Regions from separate parts of the Mus musculus genome. Here region 2 is linked to region 1. Evidence: chromatin loops called from intact Hi-C (ENCODE). Cell type or tissue: heart. All regions are shown on one strand. Links, peaks and the distances in the headings refer to the core of each region. The heading gives the core; the rest is flanking DNA.

Region 1 (11,019 bases), core at 1,190-9,189:
GTTTTTCTAGAGGTCCTGAGTTCAAATCCCAGGAACCACATGGTGGCTCACAACTATCTGTAATGAGATCTGATGCCCTCTTCTGGTGTGTCTGAAGACAGCTACAGTGTATTTACATATAATAATAAATAAATAAATCTTAAAAAAAAAAGACTTGGCCACATCAAGGGCTTCCAACCACTAAGTATATCTGCCACACTTTGCGTGTTGAGGAAAAGGACGGGAGACTGACCTCAGGCTATGGTAGCCCACACTAGAGAAAGAGACAGAGGCTCATCTTTTTTCACTTCTTTCTAGTATCTTATTGTTCCAGAAGCCTCATCAAGTTGCAACTAATCAATGGATCAATCAATAAGTAATAGATGGGGTAACACTCTGGTTCTATGGGTTATTGAACAAACTGACCCTTGGAATTGCAGTTTTAGATCCTTGTGGGCTGTACATGTGGGGGTTCTCCTTTGAAATAAGTTACTTACAGTTTACATTCCCCTCAATTTCCATGCCAGGTAGCATAGTTTTAGTTCTTTTCTGTCATTTCAGTTCCCTTGGCCTCTTACCCGCTGTGTGTACATGTGTATGCGCAGAAGCCAGAAGTCAACTCCAGAGGTCTTTCTTCACGGCTCGCCAGCCTCCTTTTTTTTCTTTAAAAATTCATATACATATTCCTTATTCATTCATTCATTCATTCATTCATTCATTCATTCATTCACTTATTTATTGTGTGTGTATGTGCATCTGTGTGTGGGTGCATGCACTTCTGTGTGTGTGTGTGTGTGTGTGTGTGTGTGTGTGTGTGTGTGTGTGTGTGTGTATACATGTGCATAGGCCACAACATGGTGTGGACAGACATTAGAAGTCAACTTGCATAACCATCAGGAATCAGTTCCCAGCTTTTAGCACATGGGTTCGGGTGAACAAACTCAGGTTGCCAGGTCTGAAGGGAAGGACCCTCCTCTCCTTATTCACCTTACAGACCCTCTACCTCATTTTCTGAGACATGTCAAGGGCTTTCATACTGGGTATCCAACATCAGATCTCCACAATTTGGAAGAAAAAAACCCATTTACCCAGTAAAGTATCTCTCCAGAGCTACCATGTTTCAGTTCTTTAGAAGGCCCAGGGGATATCTGCCCAAGGAGAATACATCAATTTTTATCTTTGTTGATGACAGCCTCCTAATTATATAATGGTAAATGAGCACTTATGGAAGCCATAAGCAAAGGGCTAGGGACCAAGGATGGTATGATGGGCCAGCAGAATGACTCGCCAGAGCAAAGGTGCTTGTCACTCAAGCCTCATGACCCATGTTGAATCCTGGCTGGCTCCCTAGAACCCACGTGAAGGTGGAGGAAGGACAGAACCAATTCCACCAACTTGGGCTCTGGCTCCCACACCCGTGCTGTGGCACTCACACACTCCTTCCAATAAATTTTAAAAATAAAATGAATGTAAATGTTCAGGGCTGACCACTCGGTATTCAATGGCTAATGGGGGTGGGGTGGTGCTCTTCTCTGGAGAAGACTGAAGTTTTCCTCTCTCAGTGTTCTTTAGATGCTCCTAGTTCTTTGCTTGGAGTTGGGTCCGCCATGCTTCCCCCCACAATGTTAATGTGGCCCAGTGAGGAGGCATGGGCCGTGAATCTGAGACAGAGCCATTGGGGGTTGGGGATACACGGGAAGGGCCGGAGGAAGAAAATGGAAAGAGGAAAGTAATGTAATTAAATTGTAGTTTTAAAACAAAATAATAATAATAATAATAATAAAACCTGCCCTAACTCTGAAGCAACCACCATGGACCAGAACTGTCCCCACCACAAAACCTCTGTGCCCCAAGAGATGGCTGTTCCTATAATCAGGGTCTTTAGATCTCAGCTGCACCTTGTCTGGAAGATATTAAAACTTTTGGAGTCCAGCCTGGTCTATGCTGCAAAGCTAGATTCACAATGAACCACATCACAATGAACAATTCAGAGTGGGCTTCCAGTCTACAGGTAGCCCTGGGTCCTCAGACCCGCTACCAGGAGAGACACACATAATGGAAAATTTAGACCTGAAAACTCTGCCATTATGGTCATTCTTCTTTGTACTTCTACAGTGGAGCGCATTTGTGATACATTAATAACTTTGTCTTTCTGATTCCTACACTGTACCATCTCCCAAATACCACAATTGTGTCAATGGGATCAGTGTCTTAAAGGCTGGGCTACAAAGTATACAGACTATAGGATGGAGGGTTGGCTCAATGGTTAGGAACACATGCAAGAGAACCCTACTTCAGTTCCTAGCACCCACACTGGGCAGCTGATAGTCACTGGTCATCTAGACCTAGAAGGTCTGATAATCTCTTCTGGCCTCAACAGGCATCTATATCCACGTGGCACATGTGCACACAGAGCGAGAGAGTGAGAGGGAAAGTGAGAGGGAGAGAGGGAGAGGGAGAGGGGGAGGGGGGCACATACACATATATAAATATATATAAAGTTAAAAAGATCTTTAAAACATATGTGTTAATTGTCTAGAACCAAAGGCAGTTAGCACTGCAGTGTGTAGGCCTGGCTGTACTCCAGTTTATCTACGCAGCTGGCAAGTGCAACTCCAACCATATCTTAAAGTGCTGAAATAACCAATTCTTTATTTTTTTTAAAGAAATAAACATCATATCTCATACCCAGAAGGGGCCAGAATGGGGGCTTTTCTGGTTCATATATATGGTATAAGACATGGGGAGGTACTGCTCCATAAACAGCCCTGACCATAGCCTGGATTTCTCTCACCCTAGAAGTCGTCCTTCCCAACAGAGTAATAGTTATAGAAAATGAAATTTAGGTTTTCAATTACACCGACTTTCTCTTTCATATTCAAATGTTACCCATATCCTCCAACATGTTTACAGAGTTCTCCCAGATTTCTAAATAAATACACTAAAGAAGTTCTGAAATATACACATTTTAAAGATGGCTTTGCGTGCACCAAGCTATGCCCAGATGTTTAACATTCATTCCAAATTTCTCAATAAATGAGCACGCCAGGAAAGCAAACACGAGCTGACAGTATTTAGTCTAAGTTTCTTTAAATGGTTTAACATGGCCAATAACAGTATTTCATTATCAGGCATTATTAAGGCATTTAGAAAGAGGGGTTGTGGGATATGAGGCAGAGCAGCGGATAAATATGGTTATCACAATGATAACCATACTGTTTGGGGTTTTCATAATCTGCTGTGGTAATGAGTCTTGTCTTCTGTCTTCTGAATTCCATATATATATATATATATATATATATATATGAATTTCATATACATATACAAATATATGCATGTGAATATATCTGAATATATCTATTCATAACAAATCCATGATCCCAGCTCACTGCCACAAGTGCTCATTAACAACCACCACAAACTCACAGTCAGTTCTGTGAGCTTTGAACCAGTTCCAGAACCAGGGCTACAGCAAGTGGCAGTTTGGCCTTTTCGCTTCTCTGAAAAAAAAAAAAATTTTTTTAACACCTTAAAAAATTCCCCATAACTGCTCCCTTCACACCTTTTATCTCCTTCCTAAATCCAAAATATTCACTCACTAAATCTCCAAGGTTGCTGTGTTCTTATGTAATACGTAATTTTCTTCGTGTCTCTGGTGTTGGCTTGTGAAATGCCTTTAATTAAAAAAGCTAAAAGCTCTCTAAATCTGGATGGCAGACTCATTTCCAGGGCACTCAGGCATGTTGTCTAATTTTAAAACTCTGACAGGATACATGTAAATTTATGCAAGTTTCACAAAAGTCACAATTTCCTCCTTGAATTCAAGCTAAAGAAACCGCCTGCAGCCCTTTCCAGAGCTGTTTACTTTACTGGAGAGCTCTTTTTTTCTTTTTTTTCCCCCCATTGTGTTGGAGGTAATTATTGTGAAGATATCTCCTGTCAGCTTCCTGTGGATCCAGTCAGAAGGAAGGAGTTAAATTTCCCTGATTATTGATCAAACAGACTCTTTGATCCCCAAGCTAAAACTATGAAACACCACTTGGGGGGAGGGGCTTGAGGATATTATCATGCAAATTATTTTGGTTGACAGTAATTAAGAAATTATATGTTAAGAAAAATCAGTAATTGTTCACATGAGTCATTAATGTGTTTTCGTTCTTTGTAGAATGTTCTGGCACGCCCTTCCTTTCTTGCTTTAAATAAGCGAGGAGGGAACACACAGTATTTGCAGCTCAGCAGAGCACCATATTAATAGAAAGTTTGCTTGGAAGAGCAGCTTTGTGGAACCCCAGACCTGGTTCTTTGCCTTTCTCCATACTGTCCTTCACCCAAGAACTGTCTTTACAAAGCTGGGGTAGGCTGTTTGAGCATCTGAGGCAGGCTCACCCATGAGTGGGGACTGTTCCCCCTCCCCCCCTTCAGAAGGTCATAACCATTGGTCTCAACACTTAGGAAATCTACACAGAAAAAACCTACACACTCAGGGACTCAGAACTAGCCTAGCCACGGGCCATTAAGCAGTTCCAGCTAATTCCATGACTCCCTAGAAACAAATCTTCGCTTGGAACTCAACCTTTGCCAACGTTTGCTTTGGAGAGATTTTTTTTAGATCCACAGGAAAGAGACTCCAAGCGGATGATGGGAGGTTTGAGACAGGCTCCCAGGTGATGGGTACACCTTGGAATGAACTCCAGTTAGCTTATAAATCATTGATCCCTGGAAGAACGCAAATGAAAATCACGCTTTTGTTTTTTTGGTTTTTTTTTTTTTTTTTTGAAAGGCAGCCTCAAGTACTGACATGTGATACATAATAGTCTTAAACCAGTTCTGACATAATATCTCTGGCAGCTCTAATAACCACAAATGATTGCTTTAGTTAAGAACTAGCCAGGAGCAAAATAGAGCCATGTCGTTTGAGCCATAAATACCTCAACAATATTTTATGCCACTTTGTAAAAAGTTAAAGGAGTTTTATAATAATTAACAACAACAACCAAAAAAAAAAAAAACCCACGCCTTGTATGGACACTGTGAAAGCTTATTTCATAGTCCCAAGGCTGCCAGTGTGGTGAATTATGTAGGCACCAGAGAAGCATTAAGGAGAAATAATAGCAACTTAAATGAAGGCTGACGTAATTCATGATAAACAGTCATTGGAAAATATTACAGTGTTGTCTTTCTTTCTTTCTCTCTCTCTTTTTTTTTTTTGAGTGGGTTTAATCAGAAGAGTATGACCATAGTCTAACATAAACCACTTCCCTTTTCCACTGTTAGTAGTTGGAATTCTGGCATTTGCCCTAGCTAGCTGCAAGGTTTTTATTCACCATAATTGCTGAATCCAGACCCTCAACACCTCTGGGGACCTTAACAGTGTCAATTTGGAATTCTGATTGATGGAGGAGCTTCCAAGACAAAGCCCCAAATCTCTGAGCTGCGTGGTTGGTCCAAAAGTGGGGCTGAAATGGGAGGGTGGCATAGCCAGGGTGCTTTAAAGAATACATATCAGCAAGGGTGGCTAAGGACTGCCCACACTGAAGAATGACTCTATTGTCCCTTCTAATAGAATCTGTGAGGTGGTGTCAACCAGCCACCTATCCTGATAAGAGCAAACCTTGGCCCCAGATTGTTCTGGGTGAACTGTAAGTATAGCAACACACAAAGACGTAAACACAGTCACAGCCCAACCTGCCAATCTCATTAATACCGAATGTCACCAGGTCAGGGCCAGAAGGCGTGATCATACCACAGAGTTGTCACAGAGATGGCTAGCTCTGAAGGTGAATTAAAAGTTGTCACCTGCTGTGGAACCCCTGATTAGGAGCAATAGCCCAGGAGAGAGTCTCCCTCAGATATGGGGAGGCAGGACACCATTTAACTCTCCGGTGCTCACCCTATTTCTGGGAGTTTAACGGGAAGACATAATACACGATTATGTCAGCAAGGCCTTCCAGCGTCAAGTTCGTTGAAACGTCTTTAAGTCAAATATTGATTAGCTGTGCCGAGGCAGGAAAGGGAGCCTACAACAGAAAGCAGAAAAATCTTACATTTTCTTCCCACCACTGGCTTCTATCTCAGCCATGAGCTGGCCTTTGCAAAGGCTATTAAGAGCAACTAACGTGATTCTTTTTTTTTTTTTCCTCTTCCTCTACTTTTCTCTGCCAGCCTTGGGATAGAGGTGTTAACGAGCTGGAATAGACTCAAAGACTGGAGAATAGGTCTTCTGGAAGTTGACAGCTTGGGTGATCCTACACAGAGGGGCCTCTGTCCCAGATGACCAGGCACTAAGTGCCATCTTTGGATGATGACTTACAATAGCCAATATATAGCAGAGCATACTATTTTAGACATGGAATCCTTCCTCCCACCCCATTGAATCTATTTAAATCATTTCAGAGGTCAACTATCTAGCCACTCCTTTAAAACTATTTCAAAATAAGATGGATGGCTTTCTCTGACATTACCACTCATAAAAATGTATTTTATCTCCTCTTAGCACAACAAGCCTTCCTTTCTTGAAATAGCTCATCTTGAGCGCTATCAGTGCGTTTCGCTCTGTGCACAAATATTTTGTGTATTACAATGAGCAGCAGAATGCAAAGCTTGCAAATACTTATTTTTAGACATATGGGAAAAAAGGCAGTGCGAGCTAAAAATAAAGAATGAAGCAGTCACTTATCAGTGATGCCATTGGACATGCAAACGCTTCCGCCATTGGGCTTTTTCTCCACATGCTGTGGATCACAGCAAGAAACATCACTCTGAGCACACACACACACATGCGCGTACATGCACACACACATACCACATCACATACTACACACTACACACACACACACACACACACACACACACACACACACACACACAAGAAAATATTATTTCACAGCCGAAAACATCCAATCACTAAAAACAACATCTGGGTGTCATTAATAACTTACTCTACAGTTGAACCAGCCAAATAATCTGTAGCCTGACTCAGAACTTCTGAGTTTCTATTTTTGAAAGGAGGTGGGATCAGGGAAAGAACCGAACAGCATGCCTTACTTTTGCAAACGTACACGCCCTGGGCAGTTTCTGAATTTCTAGAAACGTGTGCACACATACTAACCAGCATGCGTACACAGGAAATGCAGGCTGTTTTATGTTATATGATTATTGCCACTACCCTTGACCCAGAGTCCTGCTGTTGTTTGGAGGAAGTTTCTACTGTAATATTGAGTTTGCTCTTTCCCCTCAGAGCCTTTGTGTATAATTAGGCATACTTTGTAGACTGGTGAGAATCTGGCCATAAGTAACATCTGAGAGATGAAGCTTCCATTTCAAACTTCCACAAAGCCTTTTGTATATAGCCTCTTAACACGTTTAGAGAATAGGCACACTGTTCAAACAGTCCAGCCCTGAGATAAAAGAGCTAACGATGTGCCTGCCGTACAATCCACCTCTCTAAAACACCCTAAATATTTATACTAACGGGAGTTGAAAATAGTATCAAGGAAAATGCCAAAATATTTCTACATGTTATTGGTAACAGTCGCTGGGAAGACAGATGCCAAAATCCAGCATGGTTCTAATTCACTGGGTCCTGTCACATGGCCTGTCCTAAGCTTGGTGAAATGTCAACCAACTTATGAACTGCAGAAAATTGTCTTTGGGGTAAGCTATATTTACAGTCCCCTCCCCCCTTTAAGTGCCTCTAGCAGGTCACCGAACAAGATACTGAATTTCAATGCACATTTTCCCCCCTTTGTCTCTAGAGTCAATGATGCAACAATCAATGGGTTTCATCCTTACATTTACAATGATACAATTACAATGCAATTGTATCAGCCAGATGGTACATGTAACAATGATGTCTCTACAGGAAGAGGTGTTAGGATCAATGAACCATAACACTCCATTGGTCTACATGAGAGGGCTGATGCCTCCCCTCAGTCCCCAGGATAGAACAGAGAATAAATATTATCAGTCCTATGGACCACACTAAGTCAGCCATCCTTGAGGGAAAACAACAACAACAACAACAACAACAACAACAACATATAAGCCCTTAAGTATGGTTATGTCTCAACATGAAGCTGCAAGCAAACTGGACCAGACCATGGGTGTGAGTTTTTCCCTCATGTACTGACCCCTCAGCACACAGGGGGTGGATCTCAGTGAATGGAAGACGTCCTATCATCCTCTCATCTTCCAACTTAGCCTCTCACCTCCAACAGGTGCTCAGCTGTCAGAGGAGGGTAAGAGAAAGATAGATCAGGTTTGAAGTCAGAAGAAGGGATGCAGGTTCATATGAAGAACACCTCTGGCTTCCCTATATGGGTGTAAGTCAGGTTCTCGAACTCACTGTTTAATGAATGAGAGTAGTTAGCAGACTACTAAAAGGAACAGGATAGCATGAATCCCAGCACCCAGTTTATTAGCATGTGGAATGACTTCCTTCAACAACACTGTCTGTTTGTTTCTCTCTCTCTAAGACTGCTGGGAAAATCAATGGAGGTAATGAGCACAGTAGGTGCTCATTAAAGGTAATGGCCACAGTAGGTACTCAACTAAAGGTTAAGTAAGGTTGGGTTTGCTAAGTGTTCAGCTAATTAAATACACACCATTTCTTAGGCAGACACCACACAAACTTTATTAAGCCTATACCTCAGTTCCTGACATGTGTTAAACTTTCAATAAGAGGTATGAGATACTGTCATTATCATTCTGTTTTAATTAATCAGAATTCTCAGGAAATGAGCCAACCAATCTAATGGTGTTGAGATTTTATGGAGAGTTATTAGAAAGGCCTGTTGTTGTTTCACCAATAGCAAGCAGGTGTGTGAGGTATGGAAGATCAGGGGTTTATCATCTTGGGTGTCATACACTCCTTCAGTTATGAAAAGATCACCCAGGATGGTCTACATTTGCTTGTTGCATTAATTTCTGCAAATAACCTTGTTCAAAGCCATTATTGTAATAATTATGCTGGCATGAATATTTTTAGGAGATGACTTGAAGCTTCTATCAGAGTCTCAGAAGGACTTCAAAACCATTAAAAACATGTCTAACATTTCATTCTCTAGATGAGATATGGAGATGTAAAATAGCAAACGGAGTTGATCAGGCTCCTTGTTTGGTACCTTCATATTGAATATACAGAGAAGTGTCCTCTCTGGTCCATTGTAGCTTTTTCTAAACTTCTCGGTAATTACAAACATAGTTTTGAGGTCTCCATGGTCATGGCTCTAAAAGTGTACCCAGGGAAAAAAATCTTATAATAGCCAGAAACTGGAAACAACCCAGATGTCCCTCAACAGAGGGATAAATACAGAAAATGTGGTACATTTACACAATGGAGTATAACTCAGCCATTAAAAACAGACTTCATGAAATTCACAGGCAAATGGATGGAACTTAAGAATATCATCCTGAGTGAGGTGACTCAGTCACAAAGAAACAAACATGGCACATACTCACTGATTAGTGGATATTAGCCCAAAAGTTCAGAATACCCAAGATACAGTTCACAGACTATATGAAACCTAAGAAGAAAGAAGACCAAAATGTGGATGCTTCGGTGCTTCTTAGAAGGGTGAACAAAATATGCACAGGAGGGAATATGGAGACAAAGTGTGGAGCAGAGACTGAAGGAAAAGTCACCCAAAGACTGCCCCATCTGGGGATCCATTCCATATACAGCCACCAAAGCCAGATACTATTGTGGATGCCGGGAAGTGCTTGCTGACAGGAGCCCGATATGGCTGTCTCCTGAGAGGCAGAACCTGACAAATATAGAGGAGGAAACTTGCAGCCAACCATTGGACTGAGCTCAGAGATCAACGAAGGAGATGGAGAAGGCACTGAAGGAGCTGAGGGGGTTTGCAACCCCATGGAGGGAGCAACAGTGTCAACAGGCCAGACCCCTCCAGAGCTCCCAGGGACTGGACCACCAACCAAAGTGTACACATGGAGCAACCTATGGCGCTGGCCACATATGTGGCAGAAGATGGCCTTGTTGGACATCAGTGGGAGGAGAGGCCCTCAGGCCTGAGGGTGATCAATGCCCCAGTGTAGGGGAATTCCAGGGTGGGAGGATGGGAGTGGTTGAGTGGGGAGCAGGGGGAGGGGAATGGGATAGAGGGTTTATGAAGGGGAGATCTGGAAAGGGGAAAACATTTGAAATGTAAATAAAGAAAATATCCAAGAAAATAAAACGTTTAACGGAACCTGTAGCTGCTAAATGAACTCTTCCAGTTTCTACTGCCACATTCTACCCAATGCCCATTCTCACCAAAACTGCACCTCTTCCGTGTCTCCGTGTCTCCGACCAGGGGCCAGTTAGGAAGGAGGTGATGGCTTTGTCAGCTCTGTTCTCTGTTCCCTTTGCGAACAGAGAGCCCTAGCTGTTTCTACAGGGATGCCGCGGTCTTAAGCAGGGAGAGGATGTGATGAAAGTGTTAGCCACAAGGGGGACGTAAGTTTGTCGAGTTGGTAGGAGAAACACTGTGGGAGTTTCCTCAAAAAAGTTAAAAACAGGACTGTGGTGGAGTCCATCAGTCCCATTACTGGGTCTATCCAAAGAAAATCGAGTCATTAACACACTCCCAGGCTCCCTGTTATATTATGTATGATACATAAGCAATACCTGTCAATGACAACCAGCTGGCGGATGGATAATGGAAAGTGCGGTGTGTGTACATAAACATGAGAATACTAATCGACTTTAAAAACCAAGAAAGTCCTCTCATTTGCAGCAACATGGATGAACTTGGAGGAAATTGAGCTAAATGAAAAAAACACAATCAGATGGTGTCACCACTTATTGGCAGAATCTAACAAAACTAGGTGAAGAAATGCCGAGTAGGATGATGGGGACCAAGGATGGATGGATGGGAAGCTAGGAGATACAGATCAACACAGAATTTCAATCAGATGGGAGGACCATGCCCAAGAGACCTATCACAGACACGCTGGCTATGAAGACTGTTCTTTCATTGCTGAAACTTGTTGAGGGTAGATAGCTATGTTCTTGTCATGAAAAAAAAATTAAGTGTACAA
Region 2 (11,019 bases), core at 1,703-9,702, 72 kb after region 1:
CGGGTCAGGTGTGTTTTGGATTCTTTTGGGTTTTTTTGTTTGTTTTTGTTTGTTTGTTTGTTTGTTTGTTTGTTTTGAGACAGGGTTTCTCTGCACAGCCCTGGCTGTCCTGGAACTCACTTTATAGACCAGGCTGGCCTTGAACACAGAAATCTGCCCACCTCTGCCTCCGGAGTGTTGGGATTAAAGGCGTGTGCTAACACGCCCAGCTGTGTTTTGGATTCTAAGATGGCAAGGACTGCGATAGAGGTCTATCGTGGACACACACAGTGGCTAGACAGGAGAGGCTGAAAGGAAGCATCATGACGTGAAAGACATTTTACAGAATGGAATTAACAGCAAGGTTGAGTCAAACCTCAAAAAAAAAAAAAAAGTACCTGAAGAAGGGTCAGAGTTGCATTTCTTATTCAAGAGATGTTCTACAGATTACGGTAGGCCAACTGGATTCCATCAGGAACTGAATGTGAACTGTCCCACAGAGGACCTTGGTTCAGTGTTTGGTCCCCAGACTTCACATTATTTTAGGAGGCTATGGGAATTTCACGGAGGTAGGGATGAAATAGAAGACATAGATCATAGATCATAGGGACATATCCTGGGGTTGCACTGTCTTTGGCCGCTTCCTGTTTGGCCTTCTGCTTCCTGGTTGGCTATGATGTCATTGCCAAAGGGAGTGAACTGAAGATGGATCTAACCCTCTGAAATCAGGAGCCAAATAGATCTCTCTTCCCATACATTTTGTCCTAGAGACAAGACTAAAATGCTGTCACCAAAGGGAACTGGCAATCACCACTCCCAGTTTGGAGGTTTGTCTTTCATCCTGGGGATGTATGAGCTCGTATCAAGCCAAGGGTCTCCCCAAAGTAGGTATAAGAGACAAAGGGAGTCCAGGAGACGGGAGTTCAAGGACAGCCGAATCTTTCTTTCATTTTCCCATCAGCTGACCATTCCACAGTCAGTCATTGTGAAATTACCATGTCTCACGAATGAAGCCAGAACAAAAATACGAGCTGGTTTCCTTCCCCATCGTGGTTTTATGGGAGAAATAGCCACAAAGAATTTGATTCGTGAAAAGGTACCAGTGAAAAGTAAAACCCAGAAATGCCGACAGGTTGGACAAAATGCAAACACAAGGACATCAGAATTCAGAAAGGTGGTTGATGTGAGCTAAACTGCCACGCTTGGCAAGATGAAGAGGACCCACCATACTCCGATGGCTCTGTTGAAGTAGGTGAAATAAAGCCAGAGGTGGGGCTGCCCGTCACACATGGATCCTTACTGAGGTAAAACCCAGCTTGTCCAGGTCACACTTTACACTTTGTGGTGTGCTGTCACAGGGACGTCAGCTGTTGGAAATATTTCCCAAACGGCATGTTGAGGATTCATAAATAGTGATGTTTATTAAGTAACAGCCCGAACTTGGCATTACATAGAAAGGAGAATCAACTCAAAAGTGGGCAGTAAACGAGAGGAGGAGGTGGTGGTAGAGAAATAATGTTTATGTCTCAGAGGAGTGGAAAAGGCAAGACTGAGAACTAAACCTCACTAGGGTCACAGCATCTCTGGAAACAGCAGAGCATAGCCAGCTGTTGGAAATCTGACCATACGTGATGACCAGACTGCAGTCTTTCTATGCCTGGAAGCCACTTTGACTCTGGCTGGAGGATTCTTAGCAAAGCAGTACCTCACAATATAAATGAGTAAACCACCGTAATATAAACACTAGAGATGCGTCCTCAAATGAATAACCAGGATGGTGAAGAAGCTCAAAAACCACATCCGGAGAAAGAATTGAAAACATTTGGGGTTGTTTAGCTAAATAGAGAGAGAACTCTAAAGACCGTCAGAACTGAAGGGGGAAGAAATGTTAACTGGACCAACCTCTTCCACCTGGACAACCTCACAAAGAATTCCAAAAATGGTACCCCACTCCTTGTTTCTGTGTTAGATTTCATAAGGGAAGACAGAATCCTTGATATTCTAATGTCACTTTTTGTTTTGCTTCTCAAACTAAGAAACTCCCAGGCTTAGACTTTCTCTCTAGTCGGCTGCCCATCTTCAAAGGATGTATCAACATAGACCATTTTGGAGACCTTTCAGGTCCATGGGAATTCCAAACAGAAAGATTTTGGACAGGAGTGCTCTCCATATGGGATGGCGGTGTGTGTGGAAAGCAGAGGCAACCAATGCCTGTCAATCAACTCAGACACTAGGAGACTTGGCAAAGACTTCCTTCCCAGCTGGGTTCAGGAAACATAGATGAATATTTCTTATTGGAAAACTATTTACTGGTCCTTTCCGTCACGGCTTCAGGATAACTTCAACTATTTAGCGAGAGAGTAAAGTTGAATTTTTGATTTCTAATAAAATAAAAAGTCATTTTCTCCCCTCCCTTTTGAATTGCTAGTTTGTGGGGTTCTGGTTATTCTTAGATAATATTCTGAACGTCTTGGTTGTCGATTTATGCATGTTGAAATGCATTCATTTATAAAACTTACTTATTTGGGGTATGTGTGTGTGTGTGTGTGTGTGTGTGTGTGTACATTAGACAATGTGGGAGTCAGTTCCCTCCACCATATTCCATATTCAACTTAGCTCGTCGGGCTTGGCAGCAAGCCCCTTGACTTGCTGAGCCATCTTGCCAGCCCCTTCATTTCCTTTAGTGAGACAGAATCTTCCTATATAGCTCAGACTGCCCTTGAATTCACTCTGAGTCCAGGTTGGACTTGAACTCAGGACTTTCGAACTTTAACCTAAAGGGCTTCTGGATTATCACTCACAATGTCAAGAGGCAGCTCCTGGACGAGCCATAATGACACTGTAGCAGCGTGCTTCTCAGGGATTAACTGCGCTATGATCAGAGTCTGTAAGGAATCAAAGTCAGCCCAGACTGCTGTCAAACCCTCATAGGAGAATCCCCCAGAGGGGTCTTTCTAGTTTGAAAGTAAGGACAGTAGAAAGGCCAAAGTGTTTCGAGCAGTCCTGTAGGGCTTCTCAAATTATTCACCAATAGAATATTGCAAACATATATCATCTAAGAAAACTCTCACATTTCAGTTGGAAACAGTTCAGCCAAGCAACTGAGAATATAACACATTCTGCCAGGGTAATTTCTTATCCCAATAAGCCCATATAAAAAACACACAACCAGTTATTATATTTATAAGCTATATACCTAGATTGGGCAGATCTATCACTATACTAATTCATTCCCCAGCTATGAGACCCCGTGCTACTTGCGGCTTCTCTGGGTCATCTAGCTCTGTTCCATCCTCCTTCCACCTCCTCTTGCTCTCTCTCTCCTCCAGTCCCACCTTTGCCTTACACTACCCAGTCGTCAGTTCTAGCCTCTATTTGATCAGTCAGAATGGAGAGAAGGTTCAGTGAGATCACCTGAGTACAGGTCCACTTCTCAGTGGGGGCAGCAGAATTAACATCAAAACACAAACAGCACCAGGGCAACCCACAACACATTCAGACGGCATTTCCAGAAGACCCCTTCCTACAAGAAGAGAGAGAAGAAAGAAGAAGGGGTTGGGGGGGTTCTTAATGAGGAGCCACCAGTCCTAATGAGTTGATTAGACAACTCACGCTCTTAATGTGTTTCAAATGGGAAACCCTCAAGCCCTTTCTTTATAGAAAAGAGTAAAAGCTGTTGCCTTGAGTACTCCAGGAAGCCACTGGACACTCCATACTCAGAGGTGACTACAAAGAACCATTTGTAATACCAGGCCTCAAGAATTTCTAATCAACAACTGCAGTCAATTTTTAACAAAGAACCCGAAAGTTTCCGTTTATAACTGGCAATGGATGGCTCAGCTTGTTTTAATACCAGTTGTGTGATTTATAATATAAAGAAAAGCATGCACATGTATCATATATCTCAATTGCAGATTATGTATTAGGTATTACTATGTGTAATATTGTCAGTTTACGTATGTAAATAATACAATGATTAACCATATATAGTACATTACATTGATAGGTTTGTGGCTAGATTAAAGATAAACAGGAGCATTATATAAATATATAATTTATACATAGGAGATATATATACACTTTGGTGTGTCTTCTATTGGGAGAGGCAATGTGGAGAGAAACCCTACTCCTTGTCCGGAGAAACTGTGATTAGGAATACCAGAAACAAACCACGGTGCTCGCATGGTTCCGCATAGCTCCTGATCAGACACACCTTCCATCTGATTACGCTAACACTGAACAAAAGTAACTTAGACTCCAGGGTTACAAACGCTCCGGAAGCCCCGAGGAGTCTGTCCTGGCTTGGTCTCCTCCCAAATCCAACAGCCGAAAGCCAGGTGTATATTATTATTCATTTTAACAACAAAGAACCTGAAGGCAGGAGCATGTGCTGAGCTCAGGGGTTTTTCAGAGAGCAGCAGATCTTTAGGTAGAGGGAACAGCCTCCGCACGGCGCATGCTCGCTCGGTTCCATCCACTACCCAAAGTATAGAGGAAGCCCCTACAGGGGCAGGGAAAGGGGAGGTCACTCTCTGCCCAAGTAGACACTTAGGGGACATTAAATTCTTTTTTTTTCATTTATATTTCTCTCTCTCTCTCTCTCTCTCCCTCTCCATCTATCTCTCTTGCTCTCTTGCTCTCGTTCTCTCTCATTCATTCAGCCTTCCTGATTTTTTCATTAATTAATTAATTAATTAATTCATTCATTCATTCATTCATTCATTCATTCATTCATTCATTCATTTACTTTACATCTAGCTTTCAGCTTCCCGACTCCTTCCTCTCCTCCCAGAGCCCACCTCTCCCTTTTCCCCATTTTCCTTTCCTTCTCCCCTCTTTTTAATATTTTTACTCTAAAGACATACTTAGAGACGAAACCATTCATAACTGCCCATCCACAAACAGTTAGCAGTATGGTAATTGACATCGAGTCTGTTACAAAAGGGGGGGAAAAGGAAGAAAATGCTGCTTTAATAACCTTGGCCTAAAACACATTTTGCTGTATGCCTCAAAGGGTTTCAATAAAAAAAAAAAAATCAACCTGTAGAGACATATTTTCTTGGCTTAAACAACAATCCGAAGCATATAAATGTAGTCCAACTATAATGACATATTTATAGGCCAATAAAGCTTACACTGTGGCTTTCATACCTCACTTAAAGGAACTCTGTGAGAAACAGTGTTGTATAAAATAATTTGATTTTTCCCCCCAAACGATAGCCCAAGGAATAAAAAATGCAACTTTGCTATGTTTAACTGATAGTATTTATATTCCTAAGTTGCTAAAAATTTTTGTAAAATGAAATAAGTCTTCATTTGACGACTCTCAAGTGCCACACCAAATATGGGCATCAGGTCCACTTTATTACAAAGCTAAGTACTGTAATTCTGAAGACAAAAATAAATAACTAGAGGCTTGTGTAGTGAATGATTTAATCAGTCTGATTCTTCTGGACGAACAGGTTTTGTGTTCGTTATGCTTATGAATAACACATTCCTTAACCCTTCTGTTCCCACACAGAGATCTTTCTTCACTTTAAAAACAGCATAAAAGCAAACAAACAAACAAAAAACACCCTCCAGTGTGAAATGGGCTGAAGAAGTAACCCCCACCCCAGGAGAGACCCAGTTGGTGCTGGTCTCAGGCTGAACTTGCTTGGGGGGGGGGCAATAAATGTGCTGCATCACGTGGAAGAAATGTTTATTGTTTTAATGATTAGCCTTTTCACTAGCTGCATCTGTAGTTGTTGTCAGCAGCCACTTAAGAGTCTTAAATGAAGACTCTGGAAGGTTTTTAAAAACAAATAGGCTGCTCTCAAGGGAAAGGTGATTTAAAGGAAACAAAAACAAAACAAAACAGAAAAACAAAAAACAACAACAACACCAGCAAACCAGGCAAGGATGGTGAGGAGAGTTGGAGTGGCCACTGGGAGGTACCACTGGGCAGAGTTTCCCTTTGTGCAGTTTAATTTGTTGCCAGACACACATTTGTGCTGTTTTAATTCTGTTCTTTCACTATTCACAGAGAGACGGGAAATGACACAAACTGGCATAAGAGGAAACTTACTAACTCTGAGCAAGAGAAGCACTTTCATTTAGCTGGGTTTTATATTATAAAAAAAAAAAATCTGCCTTTGAGAGTCAATCTAATTCTTTCGTTATTATTGATGTTTTTTTTAAACAGGCTAGAGGAACTGGGCTTTAAAAAAAAATAGCACACTCAAAGTTTGACTTTCTCCACGGAGAGGTGAGTTTTTCCATTCTTTGCTAGCTTCCTGGCTAGCGGGAGGGTCCTTAAGCAATCTCAAAAGTTCATCTTTCTTTGATGAGAACAATGAGGAAGGATCTACAGAAGAAAAGGCTCTGCGAGCTGAGAGCTTCCACTCACAGTGTGGTATTGGAGGTGGTTTTGGTGTGGCAGAGAGAGAGAGAGAGAGAGAGAGAGAGAGAGGGAGAGAGAGAGATACAGAGAGATACAGAGAGAGGGAGAGAGAGAAACGGAGACAGAGATAGAGACAGACACACAGAGACAGAGGTATAGAGACACAGAGAAAGAGACAGAGAGACACACAGAGAGATAGAGGCACACAGAGAAAGCCAGAGACAGAAACAGAAAGGAACAGAGACACAGAGAGACTGAGATTGAGTGAGAAAGAGAAAACTTGAGGTTAAAAAAAAAAGGCCAAAACAATCCTTTGATGTGACAGCCAGAGAAGGAGAGTCGGACAATCTCTGGGATGGGACAGTGCATGGCCAAGAGCATCCGCAGTGTTCCTGGTCTAAAAGCCCCCAGTCTAAAGCCTGACAATGTACATTCACAAACTTTAGATCAGACAGATAATGGAAACTCATTACATTAAGGAAAGTTTTTGTTTCTCTTTGCACATTATTACAACACAGCGTGCATTCCAATTACGAAAGCTATTTGTCTCAAATTCCCCACAGTTCATACCAACCCAATAGAATTTCAAGGCCCTACGTTCTGTCCTTAAAGGGGTGCCTCACATTTACAAAAAGAAAAGCTATGGGGTTTCTCTTGTTCGCCTAGAGGGTCCCTCAATCAATCTCCTGTTGGGTATCTCCCTTCCCAAGCTAACCCCACAAAAGGGTCCCAAATGACAGACTGACTGACTGACTGACAGACACACACACACATCCCAAACCATCTGGGAAGCCTTCTATCAGTCTACACTTGTGGGCTTCATCTCAGTCCCACAGAGAAGATTCTAGGGCAGCTGCACTTAGCCATTAGCCTGGTACTCCTTAGTAAATCTAAATGCCATTTGATTTCAAAGCCACTAATCTACATTTTCAAGACCAAACCATCAGCAGCAAGTGCTTTGAATAGTTAGACAAACCTGTTTCTTCTGGAACCACATGAGGTGAGGGGAGGGAGGGAGAGTGGGGGTGGAAACCACAAAGATTATGGACTTTTTTTTTTAAAAGGGCTGTGTGTGTATGTGTGTGTGCTCATTAATAAACTATCCCCTTGAAACACAAAACAACTATACAGAGAAACCCTGTCTCGAAAAAAAAAAAAAAAAAAAAAAGAAACACAAAACAACCCTGCTATAAATACTCTTGTTTACATGTGTGACATCAAGCTTAACCATTTACATAGCCTTTTGTCCCCCCACGGGTTTCCTGTTTAATGTTTTATTAGTAACGCTATATTCCATAACTCAAGGAAGAAAAAAAAAAGAGTCAGACAAAGGTTTTAATGTTAAGGTAAAAGCAAAGCAATCAAATGGAGACACAACAGTGGTCACACTGGAAGAAGGTGACCCAGCAGATTCACTGCTAGTCAACATTTTCACACATCATAAAAGTAGTCAGGGTGGGTTGATAAAACTGGGCCTGTGTGAACAGGAAATACGTAAAGACTATTTTTAAAAATTCCTCAGCCGAGAAGAAAGAAAAAAAGCTACCTTAATAATTTTCTATAATGTCGCTCATGACAAGAGGGCTGTGGGTCTAAAATGCCACTGTCGGACATCTATCAAAGAACTACCAGGCAACAGTTGCTAGAAATGGCAGGATGGTCTCGACGCTATTGCTCAAACAGCACGCCTCACCACAAACCAGAATCACATGAAAGAGAGTCAGTTCCCTGGTGTTATTCAGTCTATGTCTGTTAAAAAAAATCGTCAGGGTTTCTTGTAAAAGCTAAGTTCTAGGTTTAAAAACAAAACAAAACAGAAAAACCAGGAAGTTGTCACATTAAGGCATCAACCAGGCCCCTGAAAATCAGCACTATGGACTAATGAAAGAAAAGATGCCTCTGTGTTAAAAACGAAGTTCCTCTTTGCATGAAGAGGAAACAAGCAGTCTAAAGCAGAGGTCAATAGCTTTGGTCTTGAGCAACACCAGAAGAGTCCAGCCATGAAGGCCACTGAGGGTACAAACAAGTCCAGACGAAGGGTGGACAGGGTCACATGGTCTCAGGAGGAGCGTCTGCTGAGGCAGGAGAATGCCTTCGCAGTGTGAGGCCTCTCACGTCCTTATTTGTATGGGAGGATGGAAGATTAGACCATACATATTTACCTAAGGTCACACAGCTGAGGGGCAGAGCTGATGTTCAGATATGGTCAAAACACTCCAAAGCAGGAGAGAAAAGAAAACTAAAGTCCAGACACTCCTTTGTAGGAGAAAGAGGGATAAACACAGATCGGAGGAAGGAAAAGCCAAGAACACCCACCCCAGCAGTTTCTTGCTTGTTCTATTACCTCAGAAGTGAATGAATCACCGTTTTGCTTCAGGTTGCTACATACCTGAGATTTTGACTTGAAATCCTACTTGTCTTACTACCAACCTACAGCAAATATTTTAAGTCTCCGCTAATTCACTATTAACCCTAATTAAGTCTTGGATCTTGAAGGCACATAGACCATTATTTGAGATCACATGCTATGTCATCCAGTAAGAGACTTTACACAAGAGAGACCCAATAATTCAACAGCTCACACGGTTCCTCTCCTCTCCTGCCCAGGTAGTTTCCAATTTTTTGTTTTGGTTTGTTTTGGTTTTTTTCGAGACAGGGTTTCTCTGTGTAGCCCTGGCTGTCCTGGAACTCACTCTGTAGACCAGGTTGGCCTCGAACTCAGAAATCCGCCTGCCTCTGCCTCCTGAGTGCTGGGATTAAAGGCATGCACCACCATGCCCAGCTGGCATTTTCCAATTCTTAGTCTTGGGCCCCATTAGGATAAATCAATTATATACACACATATGTAATATCCATGCTTATAATTTTTAATAAAAAAATCACATACTATACTGTTATATAATATGTAATTTTATAAGATATAATTCTTTGTGTGTGCATTTCTAGGTCTGCTCTGTTTCTGTGCATGTATCTACCTGTGGAGGTCAGAAGATAACATTTAGTATTATTCCTTAGAAGCCACACATCTTGGCTTTTGTTCCCCACTGGCCTGGAACTCATCTATTTGGTTACTTGGGATAGCCTCAGCAATCCTCCCATCTCAGAATCCCCAGTTCTGGGATTACACACTTGTACCATTGTGACTGGCTTCGTAATATGGGCCTTGGGGATCACACTTAGGTTCTAAGGCAAGAGTTTTCCTATCTGAACCATCTCTCCAGACCCTAATAGATAATTATATACAGGATATATAATATATTCTGAAGACTCATTTTTATTATTTTTAAGTGTGTGTGTATATGTGTGCATACGTGCACATACGTGTGGCATGTGCACATGAGTGCAGGCACCCTCAGAGGCCTGAGGCATCTGATGTCCCTAAAGGTGAGTTTTCAGGGGGCTTGGAGCTGCTTGGTACAGGTGCTAGAAACTGAACTGACCGTTTCTAAAAGAACGCTACTGTTCTTAACTAACATTGAGCCAGCTCTCCAGCCCTGCAACATATAATTATGCTATATAATTCGAAAATAATATATAACTCTTACATATTGCATCTTCCTTCATACATAGTTCTTACTTCATTTCATGGAGATATATTGATAGTAAGGGGTTCCAGGATAATGGACAGAGTGGATGTAGCTCACTGCACATCCCCACACAGTGAATGTAGAAGCAGGAGCCGTGCTTACCGAGATCAGCTTTTTCCTTGAGAACGTCTTTGAAGTTGAGCCCACTGTTGAGGGTTGACTGCCTGTACCTGAGCAGAGCCTCCTTCTGTCCGTTTCTCCCGAAGGCCTCAGTTTTCACTGGAGTGGCTCGGAGCCCACACCTCCACTTGGAGAAATCAGAATGCGCCCATTTGACAAGGTCCTCTAATTTAACAATCACCTTTTCAGAGACAGCGATGACCTCATCCTACAGGAGGTGGAGAAGAACAGAAAATGTTATTCTGGGTTTGGAAAAAAAAAAAAAGAAAAGTGATCCATTCTTAGCCAAGCCTCCCTGGATGCCACGGGTCCAGCCTCACCTTCCAGCAAATGGTCTGTTAGGAGCAGGTGTGGCGGCAGTCCTAAAGGCGCCAGGGACTGTAGCTAAGTCATATGACTTGCACCTGACTTCCTCATATAAGACACAAACATCTTGAGTGCTGCGCAGGTGTACCAGGATTCAGGTGAATCCAATTTGGTGGAGATTTGCCCCTGCTGCCCTGATTAGCTGAAGCTGTGTGCCTGGTGAAGTGGTGTGGCCTGCTGTGCGTGGATGGGAACTGAGAGTATATAAGAGTGAGAGGCCCGGGTTAGAGGGAGGATTATTATTCGAGAGAGGATTGTTATTATTGGGAGATATAAACAAGGGAGAGATATAAACAGGGGAGATATATAGAGAAAGAAGAAATAGGACTGAATAAACGTGTGCAGAAGGATCCTGTAGCAGCGTCGTTCTTGCTGGCGAGTTGGGGGCGCGCGTGACAGTTGGTGCTGAAACCCGGGACAAGAAACATCTTCAGGCACAAGCGAAGACCCCCTGCTACAGGGAGGATTCAGAACTGCATCACGGGGAAGGAGTGGTTAACAAAGGTTCCTGTAAAACAGACTGTTGAGAAGGATCCGGCGTGGATTCAGAACTCTTCAGCTGGGGAACGGTACTGATGAAGAGAA

What was found. Hi-C counts contacts between places; a loop is a spot of excess contacts. Peaks named below come from ENCODE experiments on the same cell type or tissue, not always from the same donor. Only the 100,000 strongest peaks of a DNase experiment are listed, where the experiment ranks them.
Region 2: a loop joins it to region 1, with 1.9 times the contacts of the local background. A loop is called at or near these places in 2 of 42 quality-filtered maps.

Annotation. Positions count from the first base shown.
Region 1 is chr10:68,161,764-68,172,782 of GRCm38, forward strand. All of the region lies in intron 4 of Arid5b (AT rich interactive domain 5B (MRF1-like)), which reads right to left. The region is part of intron 1 of Gm51770 (a long non-coding RNA gene); the gene reads left to right. Among named protein-coding and RNA genes, the nearest start is that of Gm51770, 16 kb to the left of the region's middle. In heart, for the core only: no CTCF peak of the experiment used is centred there; a DNase peak (open chromatin) is centred at 4,348; H3K27ac peaks cover 2,334 bases.
Region 2 is chr10:68,232,954-68,243,972 of GRCm38, forward strand. It overlaps Arid5b (AT rich interactive domain 5B (MRF1-like)), which reads right to left. Exons shown (of 10, transcript NM_023598.2): 3 at 10,051-10,276. Among named protein-coding and RNA genes, the nearest start is that of Arid5b, 40 kb to the right of the region's middle. In heart, for the core only: a CTCF peak has its summit at 5,909; a DNase peak (open chromatin) is centred at 8,358; H3K27ac peaks cover 454 bases.